Linked DNA regions of Homo sapiens: region 1 is linked to region 2. Evidence: read pairs that join two places in POLR2A ChIA-PET (ENCODE). Cell type or tissue: IMR-90. All regions are shown on one strand. Each heading gives the region's core, and the rest is flanking DNA. Links, peaks and the distances in the headings are about the cores only. Region 1 has its middle 4.7 kb from the start of LINC02649. Region 2 has its middle 4.6 kb from the start of MIR3155A.

What was found. Peaks named below come from ENCODE experiments on the same cell type or tissue, not always from the same donor. Only the 100,000 strongest peaks of a DNase experiment are listed, where the experiment ranks them.
Region 1: POLR2A ChIA-PET joins it to region 2 with 7 read pairs; 2 of 35 experiments call an interaction of 5 or more read pairs at or near these places.

The regions. Positions count from the first base shown.
Region 1 is chr10:6,319,149-6,324,522 of GRCh38, forward strand. It overlaps a transcript of PFKFB3 not described here. Among named protein-coding and RNA genes, the nearest start is that of LINC02649, 4.7 kb to the right of the region's middle. In IMR-90, for the core only: no CTCF peak of the experiment used is centred there; a DNase peak (open chromatin) is centred at 2,943.
Region 2 is chr10:6,144,953-6,150,326 of GRCh38, forward strand. It overlaps a transcript of PFKFB3 not described here and the pseudogene RN7SKP78. Among named protein-coding and RNA genes, the nearest start is that of MIR3155A, 4.6 kb to the right of the region's middle. RefSeq lists a silencer at 1-230, cis regulatory regions at 1-195, 1-251 and enhancers at 291-440, 3,755-3,804. In IMR-90, for the core only: no CTCF peak of the experiment used is centred there; no DNase peak of the experiment used is centred there; H3K4me3 peaks cover 1,578 bases; H3K27ac peaks cover 1,440 bases.

The sequences.
Region 1 (5,374 bases), core at 68-5,067, 170 kb after region 2:
CCTGCTATGCAGTATCCACCCAAAAGAAAAGGAACCACTCTATAAAAGAGATACCTGCACTCCTATGTTCATTGTGGCACTATTCACAATAGCAAAGATAAGAAATTAAACTAAGTGTCCATCAGTGGATGACTGGTTAAAGAATATTTGGTACATATACACAGTGGAATAGTACTCAGCCATGAAAAAGGATCATGTCTTTTGCAGCAACATGGATGGAGCTGGAGGACATCATCTGAAGTGCAACAACTCAGAAACAGAAAGTCAAATGCCACACATTCTTATTTATAAGTGGGAGCTAACTAATGTGCACACATGGACATAGAAAGTAAAATAATAGACATTGGAGACTTGGAAAGGTGGGAGGAGGGTGAGGGATGAGAAATTATCTATTGGGTGCAATATTCACCATTTGGGTGATGGTTACCCTAACAGCCCAGACTTCACCACTATGTCAAATATCCATGTAACACGTAACAAAACTGTAAAAATAATTGTAAAAATTATTTAAAAATTGTAAAAAATTGTAAAATTGTAAAAAAAAAAATCCCCTAAGTCTATAAAAATTAAAAAATGGACAAAAATTCTTGTTCTAATGAGTCCTAAAAAATTAACTCCCTTGATACATTCTCTTTCTTCCTGATACATTCTATTATCTTTCTGTATTTCTACCAATTAATTTGGTTTTATTTCCCTTCAAGAAATAAACAACAAAACATCTTGTTAAAGGGACCATTCTTGGTCAGGTCAATAAACATAAATGAACCTGGCCAGGCGCAGTGGCACATGTCTGTAATCCTAGCACTTTGGGAGGCTGAGGCAGGAGGATCACTTGAGCCCAAGAGTTGGAGACCAGCCTGGGCAACATGGTAAAACCCTGTCTCCACCGAAAAAATACAAAAAATTAGCTGGGGTGGTGGCATGCACCTGTGGTCTCAGCTACTTGGGAGACTGAGGTGGGAGGATTGCTTGAGCCCAAGAGGTTGAGGCTACAGTGAGCTGTGATCATGTCACTGCACTCCAGCCTGGGTGACAGAGTGAGACCCTGTCTCAAAATAACATAAAATAAAATTAATGAAGAATGCATCTTCTAAGAGACACAGCCTACAGTGGATAAATGAGGAATATGAAGCTGTAGTTCTCAGGAATCTCAAAGTCATTCCTTGGATGCTTTTGGCTCAACCTGGTTTTAAAAAAATGGAAAAATGAAGAAATGTATGAGCTTATAAAGGAGAAAATCCAGAGGTTGGGCTGACCTTCAAGGTAGCAGCAGTGGCTCATGGATGTCATGAAGAAACAGCTTCTTCTTCTTCTTTTTTTTTTTTGAGACAGGATCTCTGTTACCCAGGTGAAAGGGCAGTGGCACGGTCACGACTCACTGCTCAGCTTCCTGAGATCAATTGAGCTGAGACCACAGGTGCACACCATCATGCCTGGCTAATTTTTACATTTTTTCAGTAGCGACGAGGTCTCCCTATGTTGCCCAGGCTGGTCTTGAACTCCTGGGCTTAAGGGATCCTCCTGCCTCAGTTGCCCAAAGTGCTGCAATTGCAGGCCTGAACCACCACGCCTGGCCAGAAGCAGCAGCTTCTGTCTGTGTTCTTCACCCTGCCTGTTGCAGTGTTGACTTTAACCTAAAACTGGCTCTCATCACAGTTCTGGAACAGCTGCCAGTAGCTCTCAGAGCCACATGTTCCCTCATTTGTGCCTGACAGGAGAGAGGCTGGCTTTCCATGGCCTTCAGAGTGGGAAATCACCTTGCTGAAGGCCTCCAGTGAATTTCTGCCCAGTTCTAAATGGTGAGCGTTGGGTTCTGTGTCCATTTCTGAACCAACCACTGTCCATGGAAATAGGATGCCTTTTTACCCTGCAGTGGACATCAGTTCTCCAACTCATAAGGGAGGAATAGAACAGAAGTCATTCTGTACAATTTAAATGTAAAGTTGACCTTTATCCATCTTCTCAAAGCCTTCCCTCTGGGCCTGGTGGTCTCTGTGGGACAAATATTTTCCTTCTTCTCATTTCCCAGGAAGTAGAAGTAGGGTGTGTGTCCTCTCTCCTCCCAACTGCTGATTCCGAAACTTTTTGTTTTGCAAAACCCCATGCTCCTTTGAAACTGATGCCTTTATTCCTCCCTCAGCTGTGTCCTCGTCACCTAGTAAGTTCCTTGTCATGCCCATTCTCTGTTGTTTTTTTAAGTTCTCAGTTTTTCTTTGTATCCTTTCTTCTAATTTCATTCTAATTCAGTAAACAATCAAACAAAAAAGAAATATGTGACCCAACATTCTGCTTCTCAGTTTTTTCCTTTGTTTACTTTTTAAACTTCCCCCTCCAGTGTGATCCTTTCCTTCCCTAAACCCCAGCCATTGACCCTCATCATCTTATTCTGTGTCTTGTCATCAGCAGAAACTGCATCTCTTTTGGAATCTTGATTTTAAATGCCCTGTGTCCTGGCTACTACCTTCCCTCCTTCTTGCTAACTTCCTACTCTCCTTTGCACTCACCCAGCAAAAATCACTCACTCACCCAACCCTGGTTGAACCCAATGATCTACTTTCTTTGTGATTGGACTGAACTGCTGAATACTGTTTGAGAAGCTCACACTAACTGGCTTCACAATGAATTGCAAACCTGACTGATGGCTCAACTCTATGTAGAAATTCTGCAGTGCAACCCTGTAGGCATCCTAGCATCCAAGATGGCCTCATTACTGGCTGCTCCTTCTCCTTTGCCGATTCCGCCTCCACTTCCTGGTTTCTAAACAGACATTCCCAGGGCTTCCGCTCAAGACCTCTTTTCTTCTCTCCCATTCGTTCTGCTCTTTCCACCTCTATTCATTTCCATGAAACACCATCCATGTAACTGTGACTTCTAAATGTCTCTCTTTAATCCAGCGCTTTCCCCTGGGTGTTAGTCTGGTAAATTGTCTGTTGACATATTCAGTTGCTGACTCACAGGCGACTCAAACGGAACATATCCCATGTGAATTTCAAATCTCCCTTTCTGCTTCATCTAAAATTTCTCTTCCAGTGTTCTCTGTTTCTGTAGCTCGACCTTGTCACCGTCTACCCCCTTACTACAGCCCCAGACCCTCAATGTCTCCATTTTCCTCACCAGTCTTTTTCCTTTACACATTCGGCATTCGGCGACCTCCATGGATTCCACCTTCAAAAGAGCCATATCTCAAATCCATCTACCACTTTTCACCTCTGTCACCATCCCCAGGACAGTCCATCATCATCTCACCTGGCTCATGATAATAGAGTCCTAAATGGCTTCCCTGTGGCCACTCTTGACCACTGTAGTCCACACTTCACCCAGTAGCCTGAATGATCTTTGAACAATGTCAATCACATTATCTCACTTCCTTGCTTAAAACTTGTCAATGGCTTCCCACCATGCCTCAAATTCCAGTGCAATCTTCCCTTACCTCCCTCATTAGCCACACTGGCTCCCATCCTCCCTTGCTCGTGATGCTCCAGTAACACTGATGTCCTTTTCAGATCTTAGAATATGTTGAACTCTTTGAACCTCAAGGTCTTTAATGGACTTTCCTTTCACCTGGATTAGTCTTCTTTGGTCTCTTCTCACAGCAGAAATTTCTCATCTCTTGAAACTCAGCTTGAGTGTCGTCTGAAAGATGCCTTGCTGTCCACCTCCTCTAATGTGTGTCTGACTCATTATTCTCTGTCGTGACTCTTTTTTCCCATTGAATGAAACCTCTCATAATCCTAGTTATTTTATTTACTTGTTTATTGTCAGTCTTTGCCATTAGAATGTAAGTTCCATGGGGACAGACCCTGGTGAGTCAGGTTCACTGTTGCATCCCCAGGACCTAAGACCATCTGTTACATTGTCAGTACTTAACAGGTGCCTGTTGAGTGAAACAGATGAGTGAATGTGAATCCCTCTGTGGATCATTCATCATGACCTCGGAGGCCTTCGAAGCCTCACACAGGATATGCTCAGGTATTAGAGTTCTCCAGAGAAGCAGAACCCATTGGATATATCTGTATCTATATCCATAGATATATCAGAGATTTACTATGGGAATTGGTTTATGCAATTATGGAGGCCGAGAAGTCTAAAGATCTGTTGTCTGCAAACTGGAGAATCAGCAAAGCCAGTGGTGACATTCAGTTCAAGTACAAAAGTCTGGGAACCAGGAAAGCTGATGTTGTAACTCCCATCTGAGGCCGAAGCCTCGAGAAGGAAGAGTTTCAATGTCCATAGGCAGAAAGAGAGGGATGCCTCACCTCACTCTGCTCACAGGCTAGTGTCTTTGGCAGGTTCTGAACTCCTTTGAAAGTAGGGTTCTCATATCCTGTCCAGCCTCATGCCCCTTTCTCACTTCTTACCCTGCAGCGCTTAGCTCTGTGTTTTGCACTCCACATGTATTGACTATATAAATAATTTAACTTTTCTACTTTAGTGAAGAGGAAAAAAATTTTCACATACAGATTGAGAAATTTACTTCAACTGGCACACTTGGAGAGATGAGGATTTCAGGTCAGAATTGTTCACTCCGTGCCTCTCCAATACGATGAAAAGACCATCAGTATCACTTCACACCGAAGCCAATGACTGTTATCAAAAAACCAGAAAAGAGCATGTATTGGCCGAGATGTAGAGAAATCGAAACCCATGTGCATTGCTGGTAGGAAGGTGAGATGCTGCAGCTTCTGTGGAAAATGGGATGGTGGTTCCTTAAAAATGAAACAGAGGACTACCGCGTGATTCCGCCATTCTACTTCTGGGCATATACCCCAAAGTATTGAGAGCAGGGACATGAACACCAGTGTTCATAGCAGCATTAATCACAAGAGCCAAAAGGTAGAAACAACCCAAGGCACTTGTACACCCACATTTATAGATGTGTTATTCATAATAGCCAAAAGGTGGAAACAACCCAGTGTCCATGGATAGACAAAGGGATAAACAAAATGTGGTCTGCCCATACAATGGAATATTATTCAGCTTTAACTAAGAATGAAATTCTGACACATGCTACAACATGGACGAACCTTGATGACATGACGCTGAGTGGAATAAGCTAGATACAAACGACAGACACCATATGATTCTATTTACATTAGATTCCCAGAGTAGTCAAATTCATAGAGACAGAAGGTAGTATGGTGGTTACCAGGGCCAAGCTGGGGAGTAATAGGGGGTTAATACTTACGGTGAAATTCTGTAGTGGGTATAGACTTTCAGTTTTACAACAGGAAAAGAGTTTTGGAGATGGATGGTGTTGATGGTTGCACAACAAAGTTAATGTGTTTTGTTTTGTTTTGAGACTGTGTCTTGCTCTGTCGCTCAGGCTGGAGTGCAGTGGCGTGATCTCGGCTCACTGCAACCTCTGCCTCCCGGG
Region 2 (5,374 bases), core at 97-5,096:
GTCTGGGTGTCGCGGGCCGGCCCCGCGGGGAGCGCCCCCGGCGCGATGCCCTTCAGGAAAGGTAGGAGTCCCGGTGACGCGGCCCACGCCCCCAGCGCGCGCGGGGACCTGAGCGGCCGCCTGTGGGTACCCGAGCCTTGGGTCCTCGCCAGGCGCGGAAGCACTGTGCACCCGGGCTGCGGCGGTGCCGCCCGGGGCCAAGCGAGACGCGCTCCGCCTTGTCCCCTCCGCCCTGCGCTGCGCCCCGGACCCGCGTGTCCCTCCAGATCCGCACTGTCTCCTCCGGTCCTGCGTGTCCCCTCCGGCCCCACGCGTCCCCCTCCGGCCTCGCGTCTCCTTTCCGGCCTCGCGTCTCCTTTCCGGCCCCGCGTCTCCTCTGCAGCCCCGCATTGTGCCTCCAGACCCGCGCTACCTCCTCCAGACCCGCGCGTCCCCTCTGGCGACTCCGGCCGCCACCACGTGCCCGAGCCGGGGGCGGCACTTGCAGCGAATTCCCGCTTCCCGCTGCGCTCCAGCCCCGGGCCGCAGATATACCAGGGCTCCGGACCCGGAGAGACCCGGAGGGCGGCGGGGCCCGGGGTCCTGAGGGCGGGATTGGTGGGCTCGGGGGCACGGAGAGGGGCAGCGCGGCGCGGGAGGTGGGCAGCTCTGGCCTGAGTCCCACCTTTGCCCCTCCCGCCCTCTGACCCCCGGGCAGTCATTTCAGCCCCCAGCCCCAGTTGCCTCCTGGGCAAAACCGACAGATGGCTAGGGACGGCCGCGTGAGGATGGGAGCCGTCCCCAGAAAAGCAAACTCAGGCCCGCTGATGAGCGCGGCCCGGCCCCTCCTGCAGGGGCTGCCCTCCGCCTTTTCCGCCCTGCGTGCCAGAAAGGCCCGGCTACCTGGTGTTCCTACCCGCACCGGGGGGTCCCAGCGCACCGGACCCCGGTTTACAGGCCGGGTGGTTGGAGGCCCAGCACTGCCCAGAGCCCTGGGCCCCTCTCAGCTCAAAGACCCGGGAGAGAAGTGGGAGCTGCAGAAGTGTGGGGAGGGGGGCCTCGATTTGACTTTCAAATCAGAGTTGTGTGACTCCTGCGCCGTCTGTTTGGGTTGGGAGGGGTTGAGTTCTGGTGATGATTGTCACTCAACACCCGAGACTCCCCCACTGCGACCTGGGCACACTAAGGACGTTGAGGACTGGGGGTGTGTGTGGGGGGAGCCTGGCCTCCCCTGGCACTGGGCCTGTGCTGTGCCGTCTCTCCCTTCCCGCACCCACCCATCTGCCTCTCTTCTCTCATAACTCAGAGGCACGGCCAGCGTGATGCTACGGTTGCCTGGAGGCTGTACCGGACTTGTTTTTCAAACAGAGGGTGCCTAGGTATCAGCGTGGGCTCCTGGCGGTGAAGGGGGTGGCTGCTGACTCTCCTGTCCCGTTGGGGTAGAGAGATGGGGGAGGGTGGCCAGAAGGAAGGTGACAGCCAGCAAGCAGGGGCTCTGCCACTCCTCTGTCAGCTGGACACGTTTAGTCCCAAGGCCACTGTCTTCGGTGTCTCCATTAATCCAGGTATGATTCGGCCACCTTGACTCTGTGGGTTCTCTGGAGGCTCTCAGAGTGTCCCTCCCCCCCTACTCATTAACTGCAGGGGACAATCATTTATCTCTGACTTCATCGCTTCTGCCCACTTTTGTCGATGTAGGCTCTGGTTGGGAAACTCCTAAAAGGGACAGACTTCTGTTTACTTGTGCGCTCAGTAGAGAGCCTTATGCGGCAAAGTATTAAATAGCCAAGCTGCTAATGTATTGTTTGCATATGAAGATTTTGCTTTATGACAGCGTATTTTAGTGCATTATTAGATCACACAGGACAAAACATTTGCAAACTGCCAACCAAGGTAAGCTTTGGTTTTTTGGTTATTATCATTGTTTAATCTGAAGAGACCTTGCTGCATGAAGAGGAAAATGTTATCCTTGCATTTGGCAGATGCTACTTCCTGGAGGTCCCAGAGTGTAAGAAACTGTTGCTTGGCATAAGTGCTGTCTGCGTTTCCCGGTCACCCTGGTGTGAGCCAGGGCACAGGCTCTTGGAGGCTTTATCGAGGCAGAGCTTCCCCAGTTGCAGGTGGGACCTCTCACTTAGAAGTAAGCACAGCAAGTGGGAACTGCAGGGAGCCAGGCCGCGGCTGGGTTTGGTGCTGAGCCGTGGTCTGAAGCTGCCTGGAGGGGACAAGGTCCTCCTGTGAGGGACAGCACGGCACGTCAACCCTGCACTGACGGAGGTGCAGGAGACGCCAGTGCAGCTACTCTTCTGTATTTTTTGACCTTTGAGCGATCTGAATGTGTTAACTATTCAGAAAAGTAATTTAAAAATTGGGAAATGAAAAGACTTTGCCGCCCTGCTCCCAAAACCAAGAGAAGCCATCCGGAGAAGGCGTCCATCCTCTGCGGGCTGGAAGCTGAGCAGGGACAACTGTGGATTCCCTCCCCAGGCTGTGCTTCTGCCTCTTGACAAGCTTCAGACTTTGGGATCAGCTCCGTCAGGGGCCCAGCGGGTACCAGGCAAGTCGAGGAGTTTAATGATGGGGAGATTTGGGTAGGAGATAGGAAAACCGTAAGGGATAGTGCAGAGCCCTGGGCATTAGCACCTTGAGGTTTAAAATGTCAAGTGGCAGAGCCAAAACTAGGGACAGCCTGACAGGGACTGTGGCCTCTGTTGGAGGGGGCGGGCAGTGTGTAGCCTGCAGAGAGGGAGCTGGGAGAATCCTCAACCTAGACCTCACTCCTTCCTCCCTCTGATCTCATGGCTTTGGCAGCCAGAGGGCCGGGGAGCCTGACGGGGTGGTCCATACAGGGGACCTGACGGGGTGGTCCATACAGGGGATCCTGATGGGGTGGTCCATACAGGGGAGCCTGACGGGGTGGTCCATACAGGGGAGTCTGCTGGGACACAGAGCTGGGTGGATTTCCCTTTTGGAGGAGAGAGGGTCTTCAGGGTACAACAGAGAAGCAACCAAAGATCTTAGGTGCTGGTCCTGTCCCTCACTTATGGGAGGAACTAGTGGACAGCTACTGAATGTAGTTATGGGAAAGATGAGTGGTTGTGTACCACGGCATTCATTCATTCTCTAGATTGGGCACTTGCTATGCACCAGCACACGCTAGGTACCAGCTGAACAGCAAGACATGGTGTCTCCTCCCTGGAGCCCACCTCCTGTGCTCTCCAGCAAGTGCCAGGGAGGGGAGTCAGAAGTCCAAATGTAGAGCAGTTCTCAGTAGGAAGCCCCACCTGAGGAGGCTGAACTCCGCATGGAGAGGGTGTGGCACTGGTTGACCTCCTGGACTGTCACACAGGCTGTGGTTAGGTTGGTGCCATGGTGCTGGCTAGAATGGAGCCAGAGGGACTTAGACCTCATATTGCACCTGTCCAACATGGACCGCAGTGGTATGGCACGTGGCAGGCAGGAACCATATCAAGTGGGTGGTGGCTGCATCTGGGCCATGTCCCCTATGCTCAGCGTGAGGCTGGAGCAGCAGCTGACAGTGGCAGTCCTGGCCCAGGTGGGGGAAGGATGGTGCAAGCATTGCCTTCAGGGCTCACAGCTCTTCCTGTGGGTCTCCAGGGTGACGGTGGTTAGAGTGGGAGGAAGGTCTGAGTCTTTGGCCAATCTGTCTAGAAGAAGGAGAAGTTAGTATCTTGACGTGAAACATAAAAGAAATTCATGAGACGAAAAGGAGGCAGGAAGCACTTCAGCTGGACACGGAGAGGAAAGTCATGCATATCATGACTAACTTTGGGAACCACAATGGAGGGACGCTGGGGCAGTTCTTCCTCTGCAAGAACTTCTCTCCTTAGAAATCGAATAGATGGGCCAGTGTGGTGGCTCATGCCTGTAATCCCAGCACTTTGGGAGGCCGAGGTGGGAGGATCACTTAAGGCCAGGAATTTGAGACCAGGCTAGACAACATAGCGAGACCCTCTCTCTACCAAAAAAATTAAAAATCAGCTGGGGGTGGTGGCGTGAACTTGTAGTCCCAGCTACTCTGGAGTCTGAGATGGGAGGATTGCTTGAGCCCAGGAGTTCAAGGCTGCAGTGAGCTACGATCACACCACTGCACTCCAGCCTGAGTGACAGAGCAAGACCCTGTCTCTCTAAAGAGAAATAAATAAGACAGATGGTGTAGACGGTGACTCATCTCAGGTGATGGAGGCGTGGCTCTAAGAGACTGTGGTCTTGAATAAATCGTTGAGGTCCTTTTCAAGTCTAGAATCCTATAACAATGTCTTCAGACAGCAGTGTTCCAAGGATTTTTGTACGTTCCACCTTCAGAGGGACAAGGGAATAGCAGGTGAAAGTTCTAATAATAAATAACAATAAGGCCGGGTGCGGTGGCTCATGCCTATAATCCCAGCACTTGGGAGGCCAAGGCGGGTGGATCACCTGAGGTCAGGAGTTCGAGACCAGGCTGGCCAACATGGTGAAACCCTGTCTCTACTAAAAATCCAAAAATTAGCCAGGGGTGGGGGTGGGCGCCTGTAATTCCAGCTACCTGGGGAGCTGAGGCAGGAGAATCACTTGAACCCAGGAGGCAGAGGTTGCAGTGAGCCGAGATCGTGCCACTGCACTCCAGCCTGGGCGACAGAGTGAGACTCCCTCTCAAAAAAAAAAAAAAAAGATACAAAATGCACTGTGTGGGATGTGAGGGCAATCTGGCTGTGACATCTGTCACCCCAGTAATCGTCAGGGTTGATTTGGCTGATCTGGCTGGCTAGGTGGGTGTCCCCTTCCTCCCTCACCACTCCATGTGCGTCCCTCCCAAAGCTGTGTGCTCGGTCCAAGAGGATGACCATCCCCAATAGAGGAGGACTCATCTTCAGTCAAGGGTACACGAGTAGCTGCACTCCCCTGCTAGAACCTCCAAACAAGCTCTCAAAATGCACTGTGTGACCTTACTATAATATCCTCCAGTTCCATCCCAAGGATTTCACTCTTTTTTATGGCTGAGTAGTATTCCATGTTGTATATGTACATTTTCTGTATCCATTCATCTGTTGTTGGACACCTAGGTTGATTCCATGTCTTGGCCGTTGTGAATAGCGCTGCAATAAACTTGGGGTTTGGATGTCTCTTCACGCCTTTTAAGTTCATGCCTTTTCTGTCACCTTTTCCATTGATTCTATGCACATAGCACCTCTTGCAGGCATATCTTGTCCCATAACCAGACCGGAACACTCATTTGTTCTCAGAATGCTTTCTGCATGGTAACTTGGAGAGCTATTTGAGTTACGGTCTATACCTCATGCTTATATTGGACCTGGTGGTAGCAAGTGTTTCATAAATTCTTCTACTTGGTTAATCTGTCATTTTCTTTTGGAATGAGTAGTTGCAGAGCCACATT